Linked DNA regions of Mus musculus: all the other regions are linked to region 2. Evidence: chromatin loops called from intact Hi-C (ENCODE). Cell type or tissue: left cerebral cortex. All regions are shown on one strand. Each heading gives the region's core, and the rest is flanking DNA. Links, peaks and the distances in the headings are about the cores only. Region 1 overlaps Btbd9 (BTB (POZ) domain containing 9). Region 2 holds the start of Btbd9 (BTB (POZ) domain containing 9). Region 3 overlaps Btbd9 (BTB (POZ) domain containing 9).

Region 1 (10,276 bases), core at 1,333-9,332, 52 kb before region 2:
AGAGTTTTCAAATGAAGACAAGACAGTGGGTCCACAAGAGGACACTGGGAGCTAAGAGCAAAGGCGACAGAGTGAGGTGAGTCGGCCAAACCGCCCAGCACAGTAGTGCCCAGCAGCTGGGGTGGGAACAGCATCATGTTCTGTGTCAACTGTTAACCTTCTCAGGACTCGGCATAGACTCTGCTGAAGGAATTAGAGTGTAGGCACTCTAATTCCTTCAAGTTGGTCCTCAGAGCACAGTATAATACCGCAGCCACCACAGACGAGAAGAGGAAGCCCCGAGAGCTCAATGGACTCCCTGCCCAGCAAGCAGCAGAGCTGATGCCAGACCCCAGAGGGTGTAAGGCTCCGCTTCTCCTTCACCAGCAAATTCTGATAGGGCTGTCACCACAGCTCTGTCACCACAGCTCTGTCACCACAGCTCTGTCACCACAGCTGTCACCACAGCTCTGACAGCACAGCTCTGTCACCACAGCTCTGTCACCACAGCTCTGTCACCTCAGCTCTGTCACCACAGCTCTGACAGCACAGCTCTGACAGCACAGCTCTGTCACCACAGCTCTGTCACCACAGCTCTGTCACCACAGCTCTGTCACCACAGCTCTGACAGCAAAGCTCTGTCACCACAGCTCTGTCACCACAGCTCTGTCACCACAGCTCTGTCACCACAGCTCTGTCACCACAGCTCTGACAGCACAGCTCTGTCACCACAGCTGTCACCACAGCTCTGTCACCACAGCTCTGACAGCACAGCTCTGTCACCACAGCTCTGTCACCACAGCTCTGTCACCACAGCTCTGTCACCACAGCTCTGTCACCACAGGTTAAGACTGAACCATAGAGGGGATCGTGTAACAAGCCTCCATGCTTGGAAACTAAAGCCACCTTCCTTTGGTACTAAAATCTATCAGACTCTGAATAATATACCAGATACAAGAGTTTCAAATGATTATAGCTGAAATCTAAAATAGACATGAAAGCTTATCACAGGTCGAGGTTTTCTTTTGAAGTTTCTCTTGAGAGCCCCCGAGCACTTTCAGCCATTCTCAACAGGTTCATTCCCCGAGAGCATCCTTCACTCCGGGCTGAGATCATCCAAACAGGCGGAGGATCCCCCACGGCAGCTGGAATATGGATGCTCTGCTAGATAAAATACAGCTCCATGGGGTTTTGTCCCTTCAAAATCCATAGTTCAATAATGAATTTAAAAGGAAAAGTATTCCTGGAAAAATTTAAATTACGAAAATGTTCAAATATAACTGTAAGGGTTATTTTTTTCATAAGTACTCTTAATACCTGCATCTCTCTATGCATGAAGAAAACTCTTAAAATTATAAAGCAGCAGCAGGGACTGAGCAAGATCATGAACAGCAATCATAATTTTCTTTATGCTATTTTATAGCCATTAAGAAAAAATTAAGTTTTATAGTCCTATAGGACAAAGATAAAAAACAATTACTAGAAAGGGAGAAACGGGGTTGGGAAGGTTATCTCAAACCCCTCCCCTCACTAATCTCACAACTGACATAGACAGTCATCTACACAGGAGGCTTCACAGGTAAGGAAGGCTTGTCACAGGTGCTGACACCTAGAACCAACACTCTCCAAAGAAAGAGGAGAGGCTGTGTAAACATGCTCAGAGACGGAGTCATAATTTAAACCCAAGTTACAAAGTGACACAATCTGAGGCACGGGGCTAATTACTCTGTGGTTTTCTGATATATTCCTAACCATCATTTGGGGACACGGACCTGACTCAGCCATCTATAATGAGTTATTTGGATATAATACAGGTCTCTGCCCACTGGAATCTCTTCACCCAGCTCTACTACCTATGTCATCTTCTCCGCCTTTTACTAACTGTCCTCCTGCTCACACAACACTCCCTTACAGCTAACTGTCATTATGACTACTTCCCAAGGCTTTAGTCTTGCTTTAACCTCCCCGTTAACCCACTCTTTGCAGGCCTAACACCACATTTCTCAATGCTGGTACTCAATACATATTCTCAGAGACACAACAACACACACTCAGAGACACAAGAAATCATGGACAAACACCTGCTTCATGAAGCACAAGTCCCGAAATTTGGGACCAGCAGAGGTAATTCTTTCACTCGGCAAATTTAGGCAAGTTACCAAGAAACAGCATGAGGCTAAACAGGACCCCACCCAATTTGTTTTTAGAGGCAAGTGTTCAAAGCTATGTGAAAACCACTCACTATACTAGACTCAGCCCCAGATGTTCAGCATCCGATAGGAAAGACACTGAACACCTTCACAAATGAACACACACCAGAGACAACACAACGATAAAAGGGAATCACAGAGCTTTAAAATGTTCATTATCATAACTGAATTTATGTGATAGATGAGAAAGACTTAAAATTCTAGTCTAGAAACAAGAAAAAGATTCATTTAGTCAATGTGTATTTTTTAAGTCTTGACTCAGGCTAGAAGACCACAGGCAAAAAAGGACACAACTGTATCTTTAAAGAGCTCAATCAATGAGCACTAGACAGGTAACCAACAATTACATCACAGTTGCAGAGACCCAGTCTATAATTAGAACACACACAGGCACACAAATTTACATACTGACTTTTACTAAAAAATTCTGAGGCTAGAATCTATGATATATGGCCTGCTATAAACATACAGAAACAAGAAATTACTGTTCTCTTCCCCAAAGTCTAAAACATGAGATAAACAAAACAAGGTATAACTTGACTTTATTAGGAAAAGCACTGACTTTCAAGACAGAACATCTCCAGAAGTAAGATTAAAAACTAAATGTTAAAGGAATGGAACAGAGGCAGTTCAAATATTCTAAGGAAAAAAGTAATTTCATTAAAAAGTTAATTTGCTTCCCCTTATTGTATATGCATAAAATTCATGGAATCTATCTTCCAAAGAGACCAACCAGAATCACTGGGCAAAAACATCTTGATTGCCCCAAAAATCTGCAATTTAGTAAAGCTTCCGGAAAAGCAGCTGAGGGGTGAGTCTTCCAGAAGCTGATGTTAGTGACCTCAAAGAAGCCCTCATGTCAATGCAGGCCTCTTTGCGCTTCCTGGTAAGTCTCAATGTATACACACACACACACACACACACACACACACACACACACACATACATATATATATCCAGGAAGAACAAAACAATCACACAGACTCTACCAGTAGATCCAAACCAAGCAGAGCTAGCTTTAGAACCATCAGCCTAGGAACAACAGTTCTGCATCAGTGTTAGACCCTGTTTCCCAATTAGGGACATGCACTAAAATCATCCTCTGAATGTTTGATGATGTCTCTTAAGGAACTGCTAGGAATGGACCGTGCTTCCTCAGCATTTTTATTATTAATTTTACTACTTAAATACCGTAAGAGTCATAAGACCCCCCCTCCTAGTCAACCATCCCTCAATGATTGCCAAACACTTTCATAATCTGTTCCTTGATCCCTGCCTGAATTCCTCCTAAACAAACAAAGAATTGAACACTGTGAGCAATGATCACAGTAAATACATCATTCCAGAACTGAGCGCCTCAACCACTCCACTCAGAAGGAACCTCAGAGATTACTAGAATTCACAGCTTACACATGGACTGCCCAGCTAATCAGTTCTAAAGAACCTTCCTTAACTGTATGAAGTACCAAATATAACCTACATCTATGACCCAACTACATCTTCAGTAATCAAGTTCTAGGGCCCTATCAGCCAATCATGGGAAAGAAGGGGAGGGACTTAGATAGGAGGATGCCAAATGAGGACACTCATCCTGTCCCCTCACCTTTCCCTCCTACTCTAGCCAAGGCGCTCTAATTGCTTCCTGGACCTGCAGGGTGTTCTCGAGAGCTACATCATTTCTCTACGGCCTTTTTACCTCACTTCCCAAACCGAGTCGCTCATGCACTGCGAGTATTACCCTTCCAAACACAATGACTTGACTCCCTAGACTATTCACAGGCTCACCACAGTTTACACAAAGTCTCTCGCTCTCCTCCCACTAGCCTGGTTGGCATCATGAAACACCACTACCTCTCCATCCAACACCTCCCTCCTGGTTAGCGTCCGTGGCTCTCTCGGTTCTTTTGTCTCTGCTTCTCCAGTTCTTCCCCGGGTCTCCAAGGCTTGGACCCTGACATCATATTCCCTTCTATGTGCTCTGAGCCTCCCTGTGCCCAGCTTTGACTGAATACCAGCAATGTGCTTCCACATCCCAGGAGCTTTACCACAGAATCCATCCAGCACTCACTCACTGCTCTATGCTGCTCAGTGAGTCCACCCACAGGGCTAGAAGAGCAATGCATATGACCCACAAACACACTGTCTTCAAACCCCAAGAGTTTGAAGCAACTGTTTACAAGAATGTGGTGACTGATGAGTCACGCAATCACATAGAGATGGGTGAAACCACATCAATACTGACAGCAATGGTCTGTTACTGAGCTTATATGTATATAAACTATTTCAGTTAATCCTCATAACAACACTGAGATAGAAAACTAGAACTCATTCATTTATTGCCAGATCACATAGCTACTGACTGATTCAGGCCTTAAAATCCAACTTGCCTGGCCCAGGGACTGGGGAGATGATAGCTCAGTCTACAAAGTGGCTACCATACAAGCATTGAGGACCCAAACCTGCTCCCAGTTTACACACAACTTTAAGGGCACACAACTGTACATCCCAGCACTGGTCAGGCGAATCCTGGGGTTTGCTGTCCAGTCGCCACTCAGCCTTTTCAGCATGTCCCAGCTCCCAGTAAAAGACCCTGTCTCAAGATCAAGTTGGATGACTCCTAAGGAATAATACCGAGGTTCACCTCTGGCCTCCAACATGTTGTGCATACATATGCATGTGCACCCACAAAGCTACTATCATTTGAAAAGAAATCTAGATCTGATAACTCAGGAAATAAGACCAGGCTGAGGACATCTATTTAGGGCCCACCAGCATTTCAGGAATGTCCCGAAACAGTCAGCAGAGGAGTCACTCCAGGAAACAGTCAACCTCACCAGAACTGACAAACATCAGAAACCTTCCAACAGAACAGCACAGAAGCAAGCTCAGCTTCTCTCAGGAGCACTCTGCTCATTAACTCTGAGAATGTAGATGGTGCTGGGGCTCACCCGGTACTGTTCACTATCCTAAGATAATAGGCTCTTGGAATCTCTGGCTTCTTAATATAGAAAACCGTGGTAACATCCACTAAACGTAATCCTCAGTTTTACATCCTGCTAGCACCAAGATCTTCCTTCCTGGAACCCAGTCAATACCTCTGTTATTCCCCACTGCTCAGCCATCACTCCACTGTATCTGTTGTGCAGATTAAATTCCCTCCTCACACGTCTTCCTGAACCCAGTTTAATTCTTCCAGATCACCCAGGAGAGCACCACCATGGGATGATTGAGCAGAAGGCAAGAAACCCCTGTCAGCTGGAGTGGCACTGTGATTGGGTGAATACCAGTTTGGAAGATGGGTGAGGTTAAGAGAGACAGCTGAGTATCCGAGGGACCCTGAGTACACCCAGAAGGCTTATGCTGCCCCATAATAGAATGTCTGCATGCCAGTTTAAACCAGATCATAGAAATCTTTGAATGGTGATTCAAATCTCCTTCCAACACAATGACACAAAAAGCATTTTATAGGGCTGGAGAGATGGCTCAGTGGTTAAGAGCACTGGCTGCTCTTTCAGAGGTCCATCTGTAATGGGATCCGATGCCCTCCTCCTGGTGTATGAAGACTAAGCACTCATGTACATAAAATAAACAAATCTTTTAAAAAGAAAGCATTTTGTAATTGTCAATTACTATTATTTCATTTGCAAGAAAAATCAAAATACTGTTATTAACATCACCCATTACTTAGAACCTCTATGTGTGCTACCTAAAGAATTAGATACAGGGCTTGGTCAAGGAAGGAGGAAATGACAAGCAACCTTTCAGGAAAGTGTCTACAACATTCTGAGGAGCATATAAAAGAATGTGTCCAGAATGACAGGAAATAGCTGTGCTGGGTTGGTGGCAGCTCATCCTGTTGGGACAGATGGCAGAGACAGACACCCACAGGAAGCAGAGCTCTGTGCTCTCGGCCCAACATATGCTTTGCAGACCTGCACCACAGCTCTGCAGCTAGAACTAGCATATGATGCCAACAAAAGTCCTAGGTGAGGAGGGGAGCAGGTACTTACTGAGCATGCCTCTGTAGTTGAGGTCCATATCCCGGCTCTCCGACCGCACTTTGATGGCATCAAGAATAGCATCCGGAGACAAGAGTCCTGATGGCCTCACGACGTTCAGAAGCTCAGTGAGGCTCATTAGAGGTAAGCGCACAGCCTGCATGATTTCAGCATGATTCTCTTTTGCATTGTGCTTACACCAGTTTAACAAGGCTAAGAAAATATCTTTCTCAGGAGCAGCAAACGAATCTCTTAAGACGATATTCAGGAGTGCTGTCTGCAAAGGGTAAAAAAGGACCATAAAAAGTCAGCGTGGAGCACGCCCACATGCACAGCCAGTCAGCCTGACCGGACCACAGAAAGCAAGCCTTTCCTTGGGTTTCAGTCTTCCTAGCTCTTCCCTTCTCCACTGTGTAATACAGCATTGGGAAAGCTGAAACAGGGGAATTACTGTGGATCTGAGGTCAGCCTGGGCTACATACAGAGTGAGTTCTAGGAAACACAGGCTATTCAATTTTAAAAAGAAAAAGAACAGCACCCTTCAATCAGACTCAGGCATTCTGTGCCACTATATAAAGCAATGAGGTCTTTCCCACACATCTATACCTGTCTTTTTTTTTGCTTTAAACAGATTTATCTTGTTAGTTTTTAAAATTACAATGCAGAGCAAGTGACGTTTGCAAACATTTTGTTCTTACTTGTAACACTCCTTTGCTCCACTTCACATGCCACTACCATACATACACACACACACACACACACACACACACACACACACACACACTCACTCATACATACCTACCTTTTTTCGAGGTCTCCTTTCTTAAGATCTCCTCTTCCCTTTATATAGCTCTCTTCCTAGCTCATGGCCTACCCCTACTGTGTTGGTTAACTTGTGTCAACACAAGCTATACAGTCTTCTGGAAGAGGAACTCCCAACTGAGGAAATACCTCCATTAGATTGGCCTGTACACACTCTGTGGGGGCATTTTCTTGATTAATGGCTGGTGTGAGAGGAGGTCCAGCACACTGAGGGCAGCACACTCCTGTGCAGATGGGTCCTAGGTTTAACAAAAAAAGCCAAGCTGAGCAAGCCTTAGGGCCAGCACTCCTCCAGGGCCTCGGCTTAGGCTTCATTCCTGCCTGCACATTCCTTCCCAGACTCCCCCAGTGATGATGGAGGGTAACCTGAGAGCTGTCAGCTGATAGAAACCCTTTCCTCCCCAAGTTGCTTTTTGTCGTGGTGTTTTATTAGAGCAATAGAAAACAAACTAAGATGGCCACACCCTTACATTTGCATATTTCTGCACATAGCCATTGTAAGAGCAACAAATGACATTTGTCTCGGAGGATGGCTTGTTTCACCTCCTGTGAGGATTTCCAGTTCGTCTGTCCTCCTGCGGCTGTTACTATTTCACTTCTCTTTGGCTGAGCAAACCCCACTGTGTTTATGCACCACATCAATTATGTGGCTGCTGACAGACCTTCAGACTGCTTCCATTTTTTAGCTACTGCAAACAGCACAGCAATAAGCCTGTATGTGCAAGTATATCTCCTATGTTGACTTAAATAAAGTCCTTTAGGTATATATGCAGGAGTGGGTATTGTTTGTAGCCATCCCTTATAAAACATCAAGAACAAAGATGACAAACTACATGTGTACATAGATGTGTGAGCACATGCATACGTGTGTGTATTCTCTGGGAACATGTACATTTGTAAGTCAGTGAGATAAGCCTAGAATTAAAAGCCTTTTGTTTTACAGTAGCACTGCACTGTCATGGTCTCAATCCTCAGATCTCCAGACTGACCTCCAGAGTAATGTTATACACACACACATATATATTAAAAAGTATAGTTCACTCAAGTCAAGATGCTTATCTCTTTAAAGGAATATACACACACAAATGAGAGAGAGAGAGAGCTGCTCTGGCTCAAGGCGGATTTAAGTGACACATTTTTACAGTGGTAAAGCAGGGGCAGGAGCAGCGCCAGCAGTGACTTAAGGACATCCACTGGCACAACAGGTCTCCTTTGTCAGTTTTCCCTCTGTGACAATGACCATAATCCCAGCTCTAAAGAATTTTCCTTTGGCCAAAAAAGAATCCTCAGTTACATTTTCCAGATAAATACAAAACCAAAAGGCAGTACACAACACAACAACAAACTTACTTGACTGTCATATTAAATCCAACTGAGCAGACCAGTCTCTTCTGCACATAAAACTTACCAGAGAAACCTTGAGAAAAAAGAATTTGGGGGGGGGGGGGCGGGGGGTTGAGACAGGGTCTCTCTGTATAGCCCTGGCTGTCCTGGAACTCACTTTGTAGACCAGGCTGGCCTCAAACTCAGAAATCTGCCTGCCTCTGCCTCCCGAGTGCTGGGATTAAAGGTATACACCACCACGCCCAGCCCAGAGAAACCTTGAAAACAAAGAAAAACGGAACCAAAGCCCTGTAAGATCTGAAGCTCCAGCAGCCAGGGACACAAGCTAGACCAGATGACTGCTTTGAGCGAGGGTTTTGATTCTTGGACCACTGTGGTATGGTCATTTAAGGACAAGAAGGCATGCCGAGAAACTGAGCGTAGAGCAGAACACACCTTGGACAGGGAGAGGAAGCCGTCGCTGGCCAGCACCTCCTGAGCATTTCTGTCCATGAACATGCAGCACATACAAGTTAACTTGGGAAGCGAGTAGAGACTGGCAACATCAAAGGTCATACAGACATTCTGAATGTTCAGTATGGTGCAGAGATACTCAGAAGTAGAGTCCTCCAGCTCTGGAAATCCGTATTTGTGAGCCAGGCTCAGGAAGTCCAGCAGCACCTCCTCCTTCTCATCAGTGAGCGTCGCCCGCCCCGTGTAGATATATCTGAGGAGCATCGTGAAAGCCTCGGCCGTGGTGTCTTGGAGAGGGATCTCTGCTTCGGGCTGCGACTCTCGCATCCCGCCATACAGTAATGCTCTGCACACCAAACAAGAAACACAGTTGGAAAAATCTCAAACATGATTTGCTGCAAAATATATGAAACAACGGTTACCAACACTGACAGATATAAATCTGCTAAAAGATACAAAGATCCAGGTCCAGATATGCAAGTGCTTTTAAATGATTCTTTAAAGGAAACAAGAAAAGTATTTTAAAACCATTTTGAGGTTTGGAGAGATGGCTCTGCTCTTCTAGAGGTCCTGAGTTCAATTCCCAGCAACCACACAGTGGCTCACAACCATCTGTAATGGGATCTGATACTCTCTTCTAGCGTGTCTGAAGACAGCTTCAGTGTACTCATGTAAATAAAATAGGTAAGTTGTTTTTAAAAACCATTTTGAATGAATACCACAAACAACTGAGCTAATGAGACAGTATGAGAATGCCAGAGCATGCAGAAAGTTGGAAGGAATCTTCTGAGAGAACAATGTCCTCAACATAAAGCTATTGCCAGTGCATAAGCAGTTTACAAAGTAAGCCCCACCATGGCCATGAGGAGACAGACAAATGGAAGCTCTAACAGGTGCGCAACAATGAGAAAGCGGATTCTGCCCTGCAGTGCTCTAAGAACTACGGGAGTGAGCCCCCTCTGCGTTGGAAAGCAACTGAGTAATATACCTATTCAAATCTGAAACACACAAACCCTTTGACTCAGTAACCATTCTTTTAAGACACCACTAGAGAAAAACATAATTCCTTAGGGGTATAAAGGAATGAGTCCAGAAACCTTGGGGACATCAGAACGTCACGATGGACATGGTTGGAACACTGTGTCCTGCGTAGGCTATGTATCATTGGGAAGATCAATGGAGATCAGTGGGCTCTCTAGGAAAACTCTGCCATGGCTCTTTCCCAGTGATGAGTAAAGGGGCTCGATGCTCTGTGAGGTCCCCTCCTATACAGCTAACATGGCCTTGCGGGGGACGGACAGGCTCTAGGACAAGGCTCAGTCAGAACCCAACTGCTGACAGTCAACTTTCCTTTGCACAAGAACAGGGTTCTAAATGAGAATCTAAGAGCACTGCTGATGGAATGGGTTTAGCCAAGTGAGCCCGAAAATACCTAAAGGATCAATATCCACAGAAGCAAAAAGGTCAGTA
Region 2 (10,276 bases), core at 900-8,899:
ACGAAGACAATTCCTCAATTACTTCCCAAGTGACTCCAGTTTGTGTCAAGTTCACACAAACACACACAAACAACCACCACAGCAGATTTTACAACCCAAATTGTCATTTTTTTTTCTAAAATTAAAAAAAAAGGAATGAGGTATGTAACAGAAAGCCAAATGCAAAAAAAAAAAAAAAAATCTGCAGTTATTTTATGTGTGTGAGATTAGAAATATCCTCATCTCAATGTAGGAGCACAGATGAAATCAGTGTGAAGGCCATGCACTCTCCCACAGTGATCAGCAGCTTAAAATACTCATCCACTCACTGTCACATACCCAGCTTTCAGTAGACTCTGGAGAAGACAACACTAGATGCAAGTCTACGGAACTAAGCAGGTGATGAACCTACAGTCTGAAAACTGATCCATTCTTGACTCTCTCTGGACCCCTCCAAACACTTCACATCGCCGTTCCCGCCCATGCTCACTCCTCCTCTACACACACAGCCTTCCTCAGTTGTTTTCAATGTTGGTCCCAGCATAGGCTCACATGGACACTTGTTCAAACTGCAAAACATGAAGCCCCATCTACATGTACTTGATGGGAAACTTACAGGGCAAGAGCCTGGCTTTCTGTGTTTTACCAAGGCCTCCATGCTCTGCAGCTGCTTGCTCAAGTGTGGAAACTGTTCTCCAGCTGGAAGGGACTGGAGACCTAATCCTCAGCGTGACTATGCTGAGATGGAGTGTTAGTGACGTCATAAAAACAGGAGGCCTCTGCTGCTACTGCAGGGCTGGGGCTCCCACACAAGGAGAAAGGGATAGACAGACACCACCCCTTACCACAGGCCAACATCTGACCTTGGACATCTCAACTTCTAGAACTCGGAGGAAACAAATTTCTGTTGTTTATAAACTCTTTAGTTTCTAGTATTTTTTCAGGGAAACAGAAAGCAGATTGAGAGCCGGTCTGAGTCAAACGATGATTCACTCACCTGCTTTCCCAAGTCCCACTTTGTCCTAACTCCCAGCCTCTGATTTTATATAGTCAGACCATCTACTTCTATGTATGTCTATTGCTATTACTGTTCAACGTTTGTGTGCCAGGCACATTCTGCTATCACCAAGTACACAGTGCGTTAACTCCATCTTCACAAGAGTGCTTTAATTCCAACAAAAAGCCAAGGATAAAAGACACTAATTTGAGACAAGGGCACTTGGCCAATAAATGGCACAGCAGTACCACAAGGACTTGTATCCTCTTACCTCCAAGGGTCCTGCAGTTAGTGATTTACACTAGATTGTTCCTGGTCTTCTCGCCAAATCTATAGAATTCCGACCTACTTACCTAGAAATCTGTCTACTGAAACTCCGCATATACTCCATAAGACTGCCAGCACTCAGCCTCTGTGCACTGTAGCCCACCCTCCTCTATTTTCTAATCAATGGCATCATAATCACTCACCTACTCACAGTAGGTCATCATCTTTAACGTATCCCCCTTCCCTCTACATACTTACAGTTGTCAACTTTTAGCAACTACAATGTTTCTGACCTCTATCCATCCTACTTTCCTCTCTGAGACACCAGCAAGTCCCTGTCTCCCTGGTTGCTTCCTGATGATGTGCTCAGCCTACTTTCCTTGGTTTTCCATTGCCAAGTAAATGAACAGTGGACCTAGACATTTTAGAATACAGTGGGCAAGATGTGGTGGCACCCCCTTTAATCCCAGTGCTCTACGCAGAGGCAGTCAGTTCAAGGCCAGTCTGGTCTACATAATGAGTCCCAGGACAACTAGGGCTATAGAGACCCTGTCTAAAAATAAAATAAATAAATAGAAGAATAGAATGGAAGACCCCCTAGATCTGGTCATAATTTGGCTCTCTAATATATCTATCCCATCTCTACTGCCACACATTAAGCTGGTAAGAAACAACTCAGGACATTTCCAAAAGAACCATTCAATTTTAATGTTCAGCAAAGACTGTCTACCTAGAAAGTTGCCTTGCTCTTTACATACAACAGAAACCTACTTAATCTGTGGGAATAAGGTCTATCCTCTTCTCTTCTAATCATTTGCCATCAATGTTTTTCAAGTGTGATCAATTCCTCTAGTAATTTATTAATTCTTAAAGTAATTAACTTATCAAAACATATGACAGCTGGTGGTTTCCCACCTCTGATCGACACTTACATGTCAAAAGTATTACAGCACCCACTCATCTATGTCCTCCTGATGGAATGAGTATCTTGTCACAGCTAACACCTCATAAATATTTGCTGAGATGTTAAATAATATAGCACTTGCCAAGTAACTCTACACATCTCAGCAATTCAACCTCTGGCTTGCAAACCATTCCACAGAATTTTGTCTTTTGGGGTGGGGGTAGAGACAAGGGTGAGACAGAATCTCACATGGTCCTGGCTAGCTTCAATTTACTGCTGCAGAAGATGATGCTGAGTCTCTGAGCGCCTCGCTTTTTTTCCCTTCCAAGAGCTGAGATTACAAGAATGTGTCACTACAAAGAGCTCAAGAATTTTCTAATAACGAAGAACATTATAGATGAGTTAATATTCTCCAGCAGAGTCTAATTACTGTCAGATCCTTTTGTCAGTGTCTATTAGTACCTTTCTTCAGATAGACTCCCTTTCTAGCTAACATATTTGTACCTTTGTCACAGGGTCGGAAGTTATTGTTTGGCAGGGCATTGTGAGAGATAATCATGATGGAAACTGTATCATGAATATCACTGAATATCATCAGATGACGATTAGGTAGATTTTAGTGGCTGAAGGCATGCAATACTGACAGCCCAGGATAACTGCACAGGAATGAAACATTTATTCCAATTACTAAATGAAATCAAAGGATACAGAAATTTTATCCTAGCTCAGCCAGATATCCTTTAAGTAAAAATAACATTTATTTTTAGGCAGGGCTTGATAGCTAGCACCTGTAATTCCAGTACTCAAGAAGCAGAGTAAGGAGAATACTCTGCAAAATAAGTTCTAGGCCAGCCAAGGATATATGTAAAACCCTATCTCAAGAATCAAATAGATTGGCCGGGCGTGGTGGCGCACGCCTTTAGTCCCAGCACTCAGGAGGCATGGGCAGGTGGATTTCTGAGTTCGAGGCCAGCCTGGTCTACAAAGTGAGTTCCAGGACAGCCAGGGCTACACAGAGAAACCCTGTCTCAAAAAAAAAAAAAATCAAATAGATTAAAATAACCAATTTTTTTTAAAAAAAGAAGAGTCAGGCAGTGGTGGCACACGCCTTTAATCCCAGCACTTGGGAGGCAGAAACAGGCAGATTTCTGAGTTCCAGGACAGCCAGAAAAACCATGACATAGAGAAACCCTGTCAAAAAAAAAAAAAACAAAAACAAAACAAAAAGAAGAAGAAGCAGGAGAAGGAAGAAGAGGAGGGGGAGGAAGAGGAGAAACAGATGTTTTAAAAGAGTAACACTTGTAACTTATTCTTGTCTAAGATTTTATTTTGATCCCACCCTACAGACATACTCTGTTCCAGTTGATTTGCTGTTGCTGTGATAAAACCCTGATCAAAACCAGCTTAGGAGAGGGGTTATTTTGATTACAGGCCAACTGTCCATCATCAAGAAAAGCAAAGGCCGGAACCTGGAGGCAGGAGCCAGATGCCGTTTCCTGGCTTGCCTGTCTCCTACAACCCAGGACAGCCTGCCAAGGCCTAGCCAGATCTGCAGGGCAGTGGGTGGGACCTCCTGTATCAATTATCAATTAAGAAAATGCCCTCACACCACACACCCATCCTGTGCAGGCCAACCTGACGGAAGCACTTCCTCAGCAGACGGACGGTCCTTTTCCCCAGTGATTCTAGTTTTTGTCAAGTTGACAAAAAACTAACCAGGACGGAGTCTACACTAAAATTAATGGGATGTCTGTAACACTTTTACAGCCACCCTGTAAAGCCTCTCTCCCCACTATTTCTGTACAAGGAACCTTTCTCTGCTCCAGTCACACAAGCCTCCTCAAAATATCCTTCCGCCATCCAATGACCAAATTAGCACTAACTTTTCACCACAGGATTTATCTCTTTCCTAATTCCAATTTTACTCTCTGTTTAAAGGCCAGCCCTGTATCTGACCTCCTCCTGTGTAAACTTCTCCTATACTATAGCCCCACCTAATCCTACTACCTCACTTCCTTCTGGGATTCTTTGACATATACATGATTTCTTTTTCTGACTAGACAGCTCATTCTTAAAAGAAAACAGGCTGGTCAGGGACCTCACTTGTGACCCCATAACCCTCTCACTAAGAGGCACAACTCGGGAAAGAGGGAGGCAGTTGCATTAACTATGTGAAGGATAAAACTAAATGTTCCCCTTGTACTGTCCACGGGGTATGAGGCCGCATCAACCGCATAGCTATCTACCCGGGAGCGGGCAGTTTTCTAGGAGGCACAAGCAAAAGGGGAAATAAGTAACTCACTCACAAAAGCTCGTAATAGAACAGTGGCTCCTGAGTGGTTTTTCAAAGCAAGCTTTACTGATTCCAAGACGTGAGAACTTCAGAGACCATACCTTACAGAGACTCCGTTATAAAACTGAATCTCCTGATTTTAGACTCTGGGTGGAAACTCTAAAGTTATGTCCCTCAGTTTTTAGGCATGATCAAATGTCAGTGCTCCCTATCTTGTCACTCTCACTTGGCACTGCCTTTAACTCATAACGGGAAAGATTATTTCTTCCATTTGTCTCCATTATTCCTCCTTAAAAAACCACCACATACAACGGACCCAACAGAATCCTGTATACTGGCTGATGGCCAGTTGCATCATTTAACTCCAGTCTCACCATGCCAGCCCACGCGTGAAACACAATCTACATTTCCACCAGATAAATAACAGCCCGCACTGCTTCTGGGAAGAACACACACAAAAGGCAGGGCTGCTCTACCTGCAAGACCCTTGAAATGGCCAAAGCACAGCACGGTTCTGGGAAATAGATACAAGGGCAGATTTGAGTCTATGAGGAAGTAACAATACTGGATGGATATGGTCCCTTGGCTTCAAAAATGTGGATCAACACAGGATATAATAATAATAATAATAATAATGTTCAGAGAAGCACGTGGGCATGCACGTGAGGCTGGAAGGTCCAGGCAACAGGTTAGTCAACCAGCATCTTCACTGACAAGTCGCCTTCCCCGGGTCGTGGGTGTGCCCGACGCTCACGCAGGCACAGATTCTAACGATCTCTCTAACAACCCGCTCCTACTCCCAGACCCGCCAGGGTAGAGCTGACGGATCTCTTCGCGGTTTACCCCAAAACTTTGCGAACCCCGAGGGTCCCCATTTCCGCGTTTGTCAGGTTTGCACAGTCGGCGTCTCAGTGTGGACGCGCGGCTGCTGAGGAACGCGGGCTTCTCCCGCTTCAAATTCCTAAAAGGAAACCGGCAGCGTCGCACTGGAGTCCAGTCACTTGTCCCTCGGCACCCCTCTCTCCAGCGCCCCCCTCTCACCCCCCCCCACCCCCACCCCAGAGCGCCAGGCCCGGGAACTGACCCTCCTCAGCCCCCGTCCCCGCCCCCGGAACCAGCGGCCGAGGGGCGTGGAGCGGCGCGCGCGGGTCCGGCGGGGAGGGGGAGCGCGTCCCCGCGCCCCGGGCCCGCGCAGCAGGTGCGGCCAGGCCCCAACTCTCACGAGCGGTCCGGGCGACTCACCCCGACGATGTCCCTCAGCGACCTAGAAGCCGCCACACACGTCTCTTCCGCCAGCAGCGACCCCGCCTCGTGGCCACCGCCCCCTCGACCGCCGCCGTCGCCGCCTTCCTCGCCGCCGCCGTCGCGGCGCGCGCCCGCTTTCACGCACACCGCCGTGGCCGCGCACGCGCTCTGCGCGCTGGCGTCACTTAGCAACGGCTCAACCGTGGGCCAGTAGAACCCAGGACGCCAGGGCCCCAGGTCGCCTCAGGCGGGGGTCTTGCGGCGTGTTTCCCCAGGTCGGAGCCACTGCCCCTCCAGTACTGGGCCCTGAGGGTGTGGCCGCCCTGCCGACACCTGGCTCAGGGTGAGGCACGTCATCACACGTCACTGAATAGCGTCATCGGTCGCGTCACTGCGTAAGGGGACGAGCCGGAGCGCCGGTTGGAGAAAGCCTCGTCTTTCTGCACTTAGTCGCTTGCCTGATGGACAGTCAGCTACGTGCGAGAAGTTGGACGAGGAGAATGGGCCAAGAGAGGCATTACCAGCATGAAGGTGCTACGAGGCCAGGCCTGAAATACCACGACTCAGTTTCCTCCTTCTGTCAGTGGGAAGACGGATACCCGACTTGCCTGCGCTAGAAAGGTGTCAACTTAGGACGAAATAATGCATGCGAGGCTGCGGGCGAACTGATCTCATTCGAACTCCTTATTTCAAGACCCTGACAGAAAGCCCGGACATAAGTCCTCGACACTCCAGGACTACCAAGTGTAACGTATAAAGCCCATTAGACTCCATCTTTCACATAAGAAGCAGGCACTGTGAACTTTGAAGCCGTAGAAATTGGGTTGTAGGTCTTTCCTGGCCGAAACTGGAGAGTCGTCACTCTTGAAAGTTACTTACCTGGGTGTGTGGGTTTGAAGATGGAAGACTTAATTCCAAGCAAAGACGACTTAAATGGGCAGTGAAAATGAACAGACACAGCAAGGGTTAGGGCTGGGCCAGTGAAGGATCAGAGCCACAACCTAGACTCTGGCGGTGGGGATGGAAACGCGGAGGCCAGCTCTGAGCGGGGGAATGAATAGGTAGGCCAGGTTTCTAGCGTGGTTGCTGAGACAGGTGGGAGTAACATTTAGCAAGACGGAAAGAAAGCTGCCTTTGTGTGTCAGTTACTAAATGGTAGTGACATTCCTTACGGATGACATGGTAGAACGATGGAATGTGGATACGTTGGTTGGGGAAACATTCTCCGCTCTCATCTTCCATGTGGAACGATATCCATCAATTTAATACATCTACTTTCCGATACACGTGTCCCCAATTTATTTGTCCTTGGAGAATTGACTTCGGGATTGGTACATTTAAAAAAACAAAGGGAGCCGGGCGGTGGTGGCGCATGCCTTTAATCCCAGCACTCTGGAGGCAGAGGCAGGTGGATTTCTGAGTTTGAGGCCAGCCTGGTCTACAGAGTGAGTTCCAGGACAGCCAGAGCTATACAGAGAAACCCTGTCTCAGAAAAACCAAAAAAATAAAAAGGGGGGGGGGGCAAACTGAAGTGGGAGATCTTTGAAGAAACAGAGCAAACCCTAGAGTTTAACATTAGGAAACTGCCCACAGGTGATACCCAATTCCAGCTTTGTTGTGTTTTATAGAATAATGTTTCCCACCAAGACCCATGCCCCCATCACCATAATCTGCTGATCTGTTCTGGAAAGTGACAGAAGGAAGTTGCAGACCTGGTTCAGTAAAAGTTATGAAGAGATTGCTCTGATGCTGCCCCGCTGGGCTAGGGACAAGAGCAACAGAGTCAGAAAAAAAGCTTATGAGAGAAGCAGGGGAGACTGCTTTGAAGCTACTGCCAGTCAGCCTTAAAAACGGAACAAAGGACTACAGGCAGCCTATAGAAGCTAGAAAGGGCAAGCGACTGGGTTCTTGAATCTAGGGCTTGATCTCTAGAAGTGTAACAAGAATTGGTATAAGCCACACAGTTTCTACTAACTTGTCACAACAGCTGTAAGAAACTAGTACAGCTGAGAATAAAGACAACAGCTTCCCCGTGTATTCCTGGCTTCCCGGTTTATCTAGGAAAAGAGAGGACCATTGATCAAGCTGCCTCACAGACTGAGCACTGTGACTACGGTCTGATGGAGGGGTCCTCCAGGTTTAGAGGAAAATATCAAATTACCCAGGTCCGTGACTGATGAGAGAAGCTGAGGTTTGAAGGACATTAAGCCTAGGCATGGATGAGATCAATCAAAGAAGAAAAAACCAAAAACCTAACCTCCACTTCTAGGTTAGATTCAGCTGCTGATAACAGCAACCATTAACAAATCCAACTAATTTCACCAAACACTTGAGAACTAATATAAAATGTGCCGAGCTCTGTCCAGACAATTATGACTATCACTCAGTATAAGGGTAAAACAGCTAATAGACCAAGGTTTAGAGCCAGGACAGGCAGTACCTTCCTAGGAACTTAGAAGTACTGAATTGATGTAAATGCTCTTTCTCCATACTGTTAATATACTATCCATGCATTACATCATTTACTCAGTAATGCTGATTACCACATGCCAGGTACACGGTTCCTATACCTGTGCTGCCTGTGTTTCAATATGGTGTAGGCATTACTAGCTCATATAGGTCTTGTAATGGCCTTTCAGGTACATATTACATTATAAGTACTAATTATAATGCATATAAATAAAAAAGCTACATCACAGAAAGCTTACATAATTACTCAAGATCACAAAATTAGTAAGAGAGCCAAGTTCCCAATACTACAATCCTGGAACTGTACCCATTCATACCATGTACTCCCGGATCACTGGGAGGGGTGCTAGAAAACATGGCTTACAGAACACAGCAATGTTTGTGTTACAGGGCTTCTGTGTATGATCCCACTCCACTCTTTACATGAACACCAGAGAATTCTTTCCGAATTGGAAGTTACAAGTCTGTTAACCACCCATGATAACCACTGTGTCTGTGATGTGAGTTATATAACTGAATTGTATAACCATGCTTCCTTCCCTCTTCATGTCCCCACCCTAAAGCCCTGAAGAAATGTTTTCACTTGGCGTTTGGAACTGAGTGGATTGGTGTGCATGTCTCTCTGCATTGGTCTGCTAGTCTCCCATCAACATCTTAACAAAAAACATCTAAGACAACCATGTTTGTTCCAGCTCATGGTACTAGAGGTTTCAGTGTGGTAACGGCTGGCTCCTTTGTTTTAGGCCTGTGAAGTGACAGAGTGCACGTAGGAGCAAAATCACTTACCTCATGACCAGGAAGCCAAATGAAAACAAAAAAGGCAGGATCCTACAAGCCCCTTCAAGGACTCACTTTTTAATGACTTAAGGTGCACCCACTAGGCCTCACATCGTGAAGGCTCCACTACCTCCGAATGATGCTCCTCATTTTTAAAAAGAATGTCATGGGGCCAGCCATATGGCTCAGGAGATATAAGCACTTGCTCTTTAGCCTGATGAGCTGAGTTCTGTCCCAGGGAACCCACATGGTGTTGAGAACATGCATATAGCACACAAAAAATAGGGTTTCAGAAGTTGTCCTCTGGGGGGCTGGAGAGATGGCTCAGTGATTAAGAACACTGACTGGCCGGGCATGGTGGCGCACGCCTTAGATCCCAGCACTCGGGAGGCAGAGGCAGGCGGATCTCTGAGTTCCAGGCCAGCCTGGTCTACAGAGTGAGTTCCAGGACAGCCAGAGCTATACAGAGAAACCCTGTCTCGAAAAACTCAAAAACAAAACAAACAAACAAACACTGACTGCTCTTCCAGAGGTCCTGAGTTCAATTCAATTCCCAGCAACCACATGGTGGCTCACAACCATCTGCAATGGCATCTGATGTCCTCTTCTGGTGTGTCTGAAGACAGCTACAGTGTACTCCTATACATGAAATAATAAATCTTTAAAAAATTAAGTTTTCTTCTGACCTCCAAACATGAGCTGTGGCACAAACATGGACATATACACACAGAATTTTTTAAATATTTGTAACTTTTATTTCCCACAGATTCTGGGTAAGAACTGGTTCCAAGTTTGATGACTTGGGAAGTCCAGATAGACCAGAAAGCATTTCAAGTTAACATAAAAGAGCCAAGTTGTGGTCTTGTGTGTGTGTGTGTAAAATATATAACATGGGTTCTTTAGACACATACTCCTCATGCCTTAGAAAAAAGAAAGTCTGCTTTCCTATATGCTGATATTTTGTTATGATGGAGTTTAATATTTGTAGTTGGCCTTGTCAGTAAGAATACATGTAATTGCAAAACTACAAGTACATGTTTTTAAGTTTAATTGGCTTAAATCCAGTAACTAATACCAGGCTAGTCTCCTGTTTGTTTCGTTTGTGAGGCAGGGCCTCACTATGTAGCCCTGGCTGTCCTTGAACTCCCAGAGATCTGCCTGCCTTCTGGGTTCTGAGATTAAAGGAATTGTGCCATCATGCCCTGCCTAAGGCTCATTTCTTTACTGAGGGATATACTTTTCATGCAATACTTCTAGATAATCAGTCACTTTGCAAATAGCCATACATCCCATAAAAGCCTGTTCAGATTTCCTTATAGTCTGGAGTGAGCAAGGCAGCAGGAGC
Region 3 (10,276 bases), core at 1,156-9,155, 110 kb before region 2:
GACCTGACTTTCCTCCAGAAGGACAAAGCTCATCAACCTCTTCACAAAAGCCCTCAACCCCCACCTACCTCCTTTCCCTTCCCAGGCTCCTCTGCTCTCCAGCCTCCTGATTTTCTCATTGCTGGTATTTAAACATGCGATTCCCGAGCAGCCCTGAAGAGATGATAATATATTCTTCTCGGTGCCCCATAAAACCTGGGGCTACAAGTTGGAGGAAAATTATCTTTGTCCCATTTACTATTCTCAAAACCATTTTTCTTCTCTTTGTGCCTGCAACCCTCCCTGTCCTTTCAAAGGTCAGGCCCCACCTGTTCAGGGCACAATCACCTCCCAAGTCTGCACTTGCTCTCCTGGACTGAAAACTGCATGCCTGGCTCTCAACTCCTGCCATTGTGCCAATTATACTGTGCATGTGCAAATAAAATCTTGCCCCTCATTCACATTCTTGACATTTTCATTTCCAGGAACCCTCTCCTATTATATTTTAGTGGCCCAAATCCACAGACAACTTCCTTGATTTGATCTGGAAAAATCACAGACATGCCAGTATTCAGACCTCCAATATGCCACGTTTCATCCTCTTCCCATCTGTCAGCATCAGTGACCCCTTTCCTTTGTGGAACTTCTTTCCCTAAGTGGATCCCACTCACCCCACCATTCACCCCTTTCTGGCCTCCCTTCCCTGATCTGTTCAACTCAGATCTGATGTGCATCACAATAATCCCCGTGTAGAGCACTCTCACTCCCTGTCTCCCCGACACACCTCCTCCATTATGCCTGTCTGGCAAACTGCAGCCCTGGATGCCCTCGAGTGTCTGAGGTCAGACCAGAACATCTCTGAGCACACACACAAATGCATACAGCTGGAGAGCAGCCAGATGACTAGACTTCACTGCAAAGCCAACACTGCCCAGGAATCCTATGACACTCTCTGAGCCGCTGCTTGAGGAACTAGTGTCTACTTCCAGTGTTCTAAACTGCCCCACCCTTGTGGACTCCGAGTGTCTGACTCCAATGTCACCTTGTCTATTTGGCATGTTGTAACCTACCACTTCTGGTTTCTTCTCTCACTTCTTTCCCTGGGCATGAATTCAGAGACTGCACACAGTAGGCACATGCTCTACCAATGAGCTACCCCTGCTCCTTTTGAAGTAACAGTTCCATTTCTTATCTATGGAGGCTATGGAATGTCTTCATGTTGTCACTAACACCACAGTACTATGCCGGTCATTCTAGCACCCGAAATAACGGTTAAAGTGTTTCTGAACCATCCATTGAGAGGGAGCAAGAATTCACAGAACTTTAGCACTAAGTCTGCAAAGACGTAACACTTCTGAAAAGAAGAGCAAACGGAATGCTGCCTGGGGGACATCGCCATCCTTTCCTGGTGTCTGTCACACATGCAGTGACTCAGGATGAGGAAGGATGGTTAGGAACGCGGCTGCACTGCCTCACTCTAGTCCAAGAGCCAGCTACCCTGAGCTTCATGTCCCCTCACAACAACATCTGTCACATGACTAAACCCACCTAGTGTGGTACTAGCTGTTCTACCATACATTAGGCAAGATGCAGGAACTGGATCACCGCATTCCTGAGATGTGTAAATCCTGCTGGTGGTACTGCCTCCAATCAGTATGTGCAGCCCCCAGTGCAGCACGCCTCCTTCCACACTTTGTTCTTCCTGACCTCACCCTTCCCCACTACTGGCCGGCACCGGATTCCATGCACACCACTCTTTGCACATGACTGGTGTCTGCACTGCTGATGCACTATCATCCATCACAGAAGGCCTCCTCTGCCAAAGGAGGAAACTTCCAGCTGGAAAACTCCTACATATCCCTCAAGACCTTAGATAAATGCTTACTTCTTTATAAACTATTTTCTGAATTCCTCCCAAACCAATTAATCATTTCCTCCTCTGTGTTAGGTTCCCATAGTATTTTATAAGTATCTTGAGCATTGCTTGAATCTTTCCGCTATCATGACTAACTGCATATCCATTAGACATGAGTCATAGTATAAGAGGGGAATCAGAGAGTCAGGGCTTTAGTCTCAGGAACATGAGAGCAGCACGTGGAAAACCACAGTGGAAATCTATCTAACTGGACAGAGGGCAGGAACAGCATTCCAAACATCCTGAGGTGACACCCCAGGACTACTTCCAGATATGCAGAAGTAACAAGGGCAACTGAAAGACTTCGGGACCCTCATCAAAGCTCAGAGTGTGGACTGGGAGCTTGGTCAGAAGGGCAATCAGGAACTAGAACTAAGTTTCCCAAGGGAGGATCCCAATGGTTTGCATCTCCTGTACGCTTACAGAGTTTAAGTGTGAATATGTGCATGTTAGACCCCATATGGTGTCACTGTCAAGATGACCCACATAGGACTTGTTCTAGTGAGCAGTGGATGCTTTCTGTATTGTCAATGTCAAGAAGTCGGTGTTTACTGAGGTGTACTGACTCCCTTTAAAGTAACACACTGAAAACTCTTCACCACCTCTTAGCCACACAAGCTACCATTCGTCTGCAGGCACAGGCGTGCACGCACACTTTCAATCACAAGAAATTCTGCTACAGGCAATCATCAATAGTTTAATAAAGTTCCAAAAATATTTTCATGTTTAAGAATTAACTCTTTAACTCTAAAAGGGAAGCCTTTAAAAATGAATCCAAACTCCTATAACCCATTCTTTATATTAGTATCTTCAGTTCACTGCTACAGTGATTGAATTTTGGGGCTGGCTAAGCACTTCCATGGAGCCTAAATGCTGAAGTTTAACAGGTTACATGTAACGTCAAACTAAGATGCTAACATTTTTATGGTCTAAAATTTTACAAAAGATACACATCGATGTATGGAACAAAACCACGTCAAAAGCAATTCAACAGGTGCAAAGCTTCTTCCCTGGGTTGAGCCATCCGCTCTATGTAAAACATGTCAGAGTGAGACCCTTTGGGGCTCTTCATCAACCCCTTCCCACTCAGGGCTCCCTGCAGAAGGGGAGGCAGGAAGACTGAGGCTGACATAATGGATGACTCCAGGGAAACAGTGTCCTCTGGATCCAAGAGGCCTGATGCTCATAAGAACTCAGACTGTGGAAACGTGCACAGGGCCTGCACAGGTTCAAGTCAGATGCCACGCCCCTGGAGACTGAGAGGTGGAGTGGACAAAGGCTCCCACTCCTAACCAAGAAGCTACCTGCAACTGATGTCCGCTTGCAAAGGAAAATTTCCCTTTCTCCAGTGGAGTCTCACTGGGTATCAACTCTACTTAAGGGCAGGCCCGTGCCCCGGAGTAGGTGGCCAATGCAGACAAACCCAACGGCATTCTTCTAGGCTTTTTGCCTCCTAATACTTTGTTTAAGCTTTGTGTGGTGTGTGTGAGTCTGTGTGGCATATTGCCATTTCTGTGGGATTTGGGGGTGGGGATTGTACATTTGTGGTTTTATTTATGTGTTTTGTTAAAAAGGGCACAGAGCTGGGCAGTGGGGAGGATCTGGGAAGCCTTGGGGAGGGGAAAGCATCATCAGAATACACTGCGTGAAAAAAGCTCTCAAAAAATTAATTAATTGCCAGGCAGTGGTGGCACATGCCTTTAATCCCAGCACTTGAGAGGCAGCGGCAGGCGGATTTCGGAGTTCGAGGCCAGCCTGGTCTACAAAGTGAGTTCCAGGACAGCCAGGGCTATACAGAAAAACCCTGTCTCGAAAAAAAAAAACAAAAAACAAAAAACAAACAAACTATATATATATATATAAAAAACTCTTAACCTATGCTTGATCATGAGAATTCAAAGAACCCTTAGGCTGACTTGGTGTTTAAACTTTTTTCCTTAAGTTCATTTAATAAAGCACAAAAGCACATCTTGGTTAAAGATCACCACAATGCTTTCAATAACTTCAATACAAAAGGAAGAGAAGCAAACTTCCTTGAGCTGACATTAAAATCAAATTAGGAGTGCTGCTCATAAGAGTAAACCTGAAGACTGGCCCCTCTGGAGGAGAGGAGGAGATTGGCACACAGGCATGCGCCCAGGCAGCCCCTTCACAGATGCTTGCACTGTCTACTGTTGGCTGGGAAACTCCCAGGAGAAAAGTATCAGAGCCACCAACTACAAGCGGAAGTGGCAGCTCTTTGGTGGGGACAGTTGTCTGCCGCTCCAGCACAGTGCTCACACCGATGGTTATTTTTATTTTTGCAGCCTCCCTAACATAGCCCAGGTTCCGAATGCAACAGATGAGTCTAGTCTTGACTTTAGAAACAAATCGCCAGCTGTCTCCTAAAGGACAACCTCATTTAATGGAAGGCAAATGCTAGCACAGAACAAAAGTAAATAAAGATGGCTACATATGCTCCAGTTTTCAGACTGAAAGTGACAGCGATGAGAGGTGCAGAGGAGGAAAGATTAAACATGAAGAACAGCTGCCACCAATAGCAGACGCTCTGACTAGTCAACCCGTCTAATAACATGGTGTCGCAAGAATGCCAATTAAAAGAGCCAGTGTGGAGATTCAGGCTCAGAGATCTTAGAGCTAAAGAAGCCGGAGGAGTTCGGCCAAAGCAGCTCCTGCCACAGAAGGCTGTGCTGAATGCCAATGGGCTGTGAGCAAAGTGCTCTGTAAACTGCCGACGTCTGCAGCCACATTGATGCTGCGGCTACTCCTAAGCTACTTCTACTCTTTTAGTTTAGTCTTTATAGAATGTACCAATTCCATCTGTATTCATTCACTTCCAATAAACAGAATTGTGAATTGGCATTTTTTACTTTTTTATTTCCTCAAGAATCTTCAAACAGAATATGTTGCCAAAATTAAACACCTTGTAGGCACAGCATGTGAATGGAATCTCTAATTTCGATGAGAATGAGACAGGAGCAAAGCCTGCACCCTTTCATGTCTTCCAAACATATCTGTAGAATGTCACTCAGGCCTATTAAAATGCTTACATGTCCTGGAGTCCCTCTCCCTCCACAGAAGCAAGCACTCATTAAAGGGCAGAGCAGGGGAGGAGAGAGCCGGCTGGCCTTTGCTGACAGAAGAGGAAGGCCTGGTGATGTGCTTTCAGAGGAGGACTTAAAAGGGGCTTTGAAAGGGTCAAAGGGAGGGCCTGGGGAGAAGCTTCCCCGGCTGACGGCACCACCCACCTTAAAAGGGTTACTTCATCCAGCTCAAGCCAAAATGGACCACCACAAGCTGTTACGGGCCCCTCTAACACAAGAAGAATTTCTATAGTGACCTCAGGGTGCCCTGCCACACTGCATCCCCCCAAACAGACCACCATCACCATGGTAAACATAGCTGAAAAGAACACTTTTACACTTTATTTCCATCTTTCCTATGATTTTGGTATGTGGATGTAATTTAACTTTAAAGTATTTGGGAAAAAACATTTAGTCCAGCTGTGCCAAAAAGAAAAAAAAAGGAAAAGATAATTTCCCCATTTACAGATGCTTCCAGTACTGGTTGAAGATGGATTAATCTACAGTTACTCAGCTGCAGAATATTACTCCTATTCCTCAGACTTTATATATGAACTATTACATCCATTAGATAGCTCTACAGCAGCTCCTCCTACCTACCCTTAAGGTACTCTTTCTTATTCAAGCCTTCCCTTCCTAAGGGGAACAGTCAAGGCCCCTCGCTGCCAGGCACCACCCAGCACCACCCGGAGCCTGCAGCAGGGGAAGAAGCAGGATGCTGAGAAGGAAATTAACAAATTTGTTTAAAGGGCACCACTATGGGATTTGAACTTATTCCTGGACTAGACTTTAAAGTTCAAGACATGTGGACACTAACATGAACAATTTTCTTTCAGAAAGTCTACACATCACAGAGGAACTAGTAATGCCATGTTGCAAACAAGGGCAGAGTTGCTCTTTCCCTGCTAAGCACAGAACTGTGCACCATTAGAAACGTTTCCAGAAACGTTTCCCGAAACGCCTTCTTCACTTTCCTTCACAACGATAGGGGAAGCATGGGAAGACAGTACTTGCGTCCTCTCTGGACCTGCACTACCCTGGGGTGGCAGACATTTCATCTCACTGCTGATTTGGACAGGGAGGGCAAGAGAGGGCTGGAACACCGGCGTCAGACACCAGGCCCCTCACCTCTGGGGTGCAGATGTATGAAAAGCACAGAATAAGTCGGAACGTACAACTTGATGTACCAAAAATTAAAAATGGAAGCAGAGGGTGGATCAGTGTGCACGGTCTCACAATACAGTTTCAAAGATAATTGGTAATGTTCTCTTCCCCCCAAAGAAAGTGAGGGTTAAATATAGTTGCTCAGTACAAGGACGGCTGGTCTTCAGGATGTGTAAATTATACATTACAGTTACATAACAGGCTAAATCACAGTCATCAACAAAAGAAAATTTGGCACAATTTGTGAATTTTTATGATTCTAGCTCATAAGCAGAGCTTCAAAAAGAAGGAAAAAAGTATTCCCTTGAATCTGCCATGCAAGTAAAACCTTAAAGAGCCCGAGGCAAGGGAAGGGGAAGGTACCCCCAGGAAGACAGAAGGAAAAAGGGGGACCCTTATCTCCATGCGTTATTGTTACTCTAATAAAACAACACTCAGACATTCCACAAAATTAAAACAAAACAAAACCTCAGAAAACCAGGCCATGCCTTTAGAAGCCAACAAACTTAAGGTGACTATGTCAGAGTCACCAAAGTCATATGAAGAACACAGATCCTTTTAAAATATGTACAAAAAAAATCTGAGTAGCTCAAACCAGGGCCTAGGGAAGAACTCCCACACCTCCTAAGCAGATCGGGAGCCACCTAGCCCCACCTGTACTGTCCAGTGCACACTTCAGGGCCAGTCAAAGCATTCAGCTAGGGACATGCTGGGATCGTCCGAGTCTTCTGTGTCAGGTCCTATTCTGACCGAGAAGCTGGAAGTCTCCTCAGGCCTGCTCGATGTTGCCAATTAACATTCATCTGTGACAAGCTCATCCTCTAATCTCCCACGCAGAAACAGCTGCCATTACTCTGCGAATCTATTAAGCAGTCATAGTGGTCGGGATAAAGAACATTAATGGGAAAACAAAGACACATATAAGGAAAGAAGACAGAAGTCATATATGAAGCAGCAGAGAGCAGAGCCACCAGGACACCCTCTCCTCCATCCTGTCAGACTGTGCCCCACCTGCCATCAAATCAGCACAATTTTTTCACTGCACACTGAATAAAAAGCAAAAACTGCTCTCTTTGAAACGAAGTTGGCCTTGTAAGAACTCTCGGAATTCAAAGGTGATACTCAAGGGACTTCCAAGTGTCTAGCATTCCAGAGAAGCCATCAATCGTGATAAAGCTGAAGAGAGAGGACGCCCTAAGCGTGCCAGAGCCGCTGTACTCCACCTCAGTCATATTTCAGAATGACTTCAAGGAGTCGATGCTGACCCAGATCCCCCAGCAGTTTGATGTGTGAGCGCTGGAATGCTGCCAATCCTTCCAACAGGAGATTCCCAGGCCAGACCAAAGTAAACCTGCATATCAGGTGGGGTGGCAAGCACTCCCACCCATAAAGCTCTGAGTCTCAAAGCACTAGGCTAGCTTGCTCTGTGAATCTAACCCTGACCTGTTAACTAAATACCAAAACAATCTGACAAAGCCAAACCCAGTCCTCTCTTGGATCTGCTCCTCCTCCTTCCCCTCTGCCTTACTTCCTGCTCTCCTCTCCTCTTCCTCAGTGCCTGGTCACTTACTTTGGATTTGTGTGGCTTCCCACACTAAGTGTAGGATCCAGCATCCTGAGTAGCCTGAGAGAGAGAGCCTAAAATGGACAGGTTAGAAGTGTAAAAGGAGGCTGCTTCCTGCAACTCTCCAACTAGGAAGAGGAGAAAAAAAAATCAGGCAGATGAATTCATCTCCTTCTCTTTCCCAAGGACAGCTCTAGTTTACCTCCTCCTCTTCCTCCACTCCCTCCTCTCCTCCTCCACTCCCTCCTCCTCTTCCTCCACTCCCTCCTCTTCCTCCACTCCCTCCTCTCCTCCTCCACTCCCTCCTCTTCCTCCACTCCCTCCTCTCCTCCTCCACTCCCTCCTCTTCCTCCACTCCCTCCTCTCCTCCTCCTCACCACAATCCTTTCCAAGCAGACCAGTTGGCAAGACCAGGGCCCACGCTTGCTTAGCAATTTGCTCAGAGCGGCACCCTCATCTCGTTTCTCCACAGCCTTCCAAGCTTCGCTTCTTTTTGCCCGTGACTCCTATACACCTGGACCTGGGCCTCTCAAGGAAAATATCAACAGCTCTCAGTCTCTGCCTCGGGCTGTCTGCCAGAGAACCCAGGATAAGAGCCTAGGTTTAGCGAAATTCATCCCTGATGAAATTAATAAGAAATCATTAAAATGTACACTGCCTAACTATTTAAGAGTCAAAATAATAAATCCTCAGAGAAAGTAAGAATACTGAGTACCAGAAACCTAAAAGGACCAGGGCAAATAAACACATAAAATGTCACCAAACAACAATGTGCTCAGAAAGCCATGACAATTACATACAGAGCCTCTGCAGTCATGCCACCACCAACAACTTCAGAGAACAAGATCAGAGATTTTCATTACAGAATAATGCTAGGCTGGGACTCAAGCCCACAGTGGAACGTCTGCTTAGCATGCAGACAGCCCTGGGTTTCATTCCCAGCACCACAAACTTAAAAACACAAACAAAATGTAAGAGATGCTATCTGTTGCCCATAGAGTTCTCCGTCTTTCTTCCTAACAAACCTTGATAGCACTCTTATGCACCCCATAAAAAGGCTTGGGGGATGCACCCTCTGGCCAGGCATAAAAACTGAACAGTGATTGCTATGGTAGTTCACTGAGGACTAGTTACAGGGTTGGTAACTCCAACTAGTTCTAGCCAATGATCTACAGCCATCTCCAAAGGGCTTCTGGGAAAGGCTCCTTAGCTCTTCAGAGAAATCAAGGGAAAGATCTTCTCATGATCCCTGGGCCCATGTATCAGATACCTTGTGATCACAAAAAGATTGTTTGGGGCAAAGCTCAGATCATAACGATGACAGAATCTAAGCACGAAGAAGTCTATATCCTTTATAATGTAACCAAATGAACCAGCTGGGAAGCAGGCCAATCTCTGGGTCTTTACCTAAATACCTGTTACGTGGACTTCCTCGTTATTTTTAACCTTTGAGTCAGTTTTCTCTCACTTGCAGCTAAAGGGATCTTCAATAACTACAAAAAGCACCAAATTGGTTAAGGAACATTTGAAAACCTATAATCATGTGTCATTACGCAAGGAGGGGATTAGATTTGAAAATAACCGTTCTTTATCCATAAGAGCGTACATTCTAGTTTTTAAGACATGTGAGACAAACTGAGAAGAAGGACACTCAATTGAAAAGGAGGCTAATAGAACCAGCGTGGGGCGTTTTCGAGCAGTGCTGCAAAGGAGATGAAGACCAATGTGTACGCTTTTTGAAGAGCACTATATTCAATTAGCGTAATTCAACTAAAAAGAAGCTCTCTGGGAGCCAATACAGCTCTGTATTTCCAGCACAGCATCCCAGCGTGAAAAAAGGACGTTTCCTTTACTCTTTTGTTTTGTTTTGTTTTTGTTTTTTGTTTTTTGTTTTTCGAGACAGGGTTTCTCTGTATAGCCCTGGCTGTCCTGGAACTCACTCTATAGACCAGGCTGGCCTCGAACTCAGAAATCTGCCTGCCTCTGCCTCCCAAGTGCTGGGATTAAGGCGTGCGCCACCACGCCTGGCTTCCTTTACTCTTAGTGGGTCCCAGGTCTCAAAAAATATTATCAAAATTAGTACAAGTGAGTCTTCCAAGTCTGGGCTATACAATATGAGATTCATCAGAAATTCAGTAAATATATACTGCATCTCAGCCATTTCACCGACTATAGAGCCAAGTGCGGCTTCTTCACCCAAGTGAGCACCGGGTGCGTTCCTGTTGCCTACATCCAGGCTGCAGACTAGTACACAACCCAAGATGGCAATCAAAACTGCAGACAAAGATGCCACTGGCATTTCCAAGCACTTCTTTAAAAAAAATTACAGTTGGGCAGTGGTGGCACACACCTTTAGTCCCAGCACTTGGGAGGCAGAGGCAGGTGGATCTCTGAGTTCAAGGCCAGCCTGATCTACAGAGTGAGTTCCATCACAGAGAAACCCTGTCTCAAAAAACAAACAAAAAATTACAGAAATGGCCTATATGTTCAATAAGAGACCCCGTAAAAATGTTGCCATATAACTGACTTAAAATAGCAAATATTCTGGGTAAAATCTTAAATAAAATTCAT

The links. A loop is a pair of places that touch in the nucleus more often than their neighbours do. Peaks named below come from ENCODE experiments on the same cell type or tissue, not always from the same donor. Only the 100,000 strongest peaks of a DNase experiment are listed, where the experiment ranks them.
Region 1: a loop joins it to region 2, with 2.8 times the contacts of the local background. A loop is called at or near these places in 3 of 42 quality-filtered maps.
Region 3: a loop joins it to region 2, with 2.5 times the contacts of the local background. A loop is called at or near these places in 3 of 42 quality-filtered maps.

What each region holds. Positions count from the first base shown.
Region 1 is chr17:30,518,514-30,528,789 of GRCm38, forward strand. It overlaps Btbd9 (BTB (POZ) domain containing 9), which reads right to left. Exons shown (of 11, transcript NM_027060.1): 3 at 8,789-9,152; 4 at 6,200-6,464. Among named protein-coding and RNA genes, the nearest start is that of Btbd9, 53 kb to the right of the region's middle. In left cerebral cortex, for the core only: a CTCF peak has its summit at 4,338; DNase peaks (open chromatin) are centred at 4,248, 5,189, 6,089, 7,178 and 1 more place; H3K4me3 peaks cover 509 bases; H3K27ac peaks cover 2,151 bases.
Region 2 is chr17:30,570,464-30,580,739 of GRCm38, forward strand. Btbd9 (BTB (POZ) domain containing 9) reads right to left here and starts at 5,824. Exons shown (of 11, transcript NM_027060.1): 1 at 5,683-5,824. In left cerebral cortex, for the core only: no CTCF peak of the experiment used is centred there; DNase peaks (open chromatin) are centred at 965, 4,864, 5,250, 5,893 and 3 more places; H3K4me3 peaks cover 2,587 bases; H3K27ac peaks cover 2,534 bases.
Region 3 is chr17:30,463,576-30,473,851 of GRCm38, forward strand. The region is part of intron 6 of Btbd9 (BTB (POZ) domain containing 9); the gene reads right to left. Among named protein-coding and RNA genes, the nearest start is that of Btbd9, 110 kb to the right of the region's middle. In left cerebral cortex, for the core only: no CTCF peak of the experiment used is centred there; DNase peaks (open chromatin) are centred at 3,273, 4,211, 4,520, 4,844 and 6 more places; H3K4me3 peaks cover 283 bases; H3K27ac peaks cover 4,589 bases.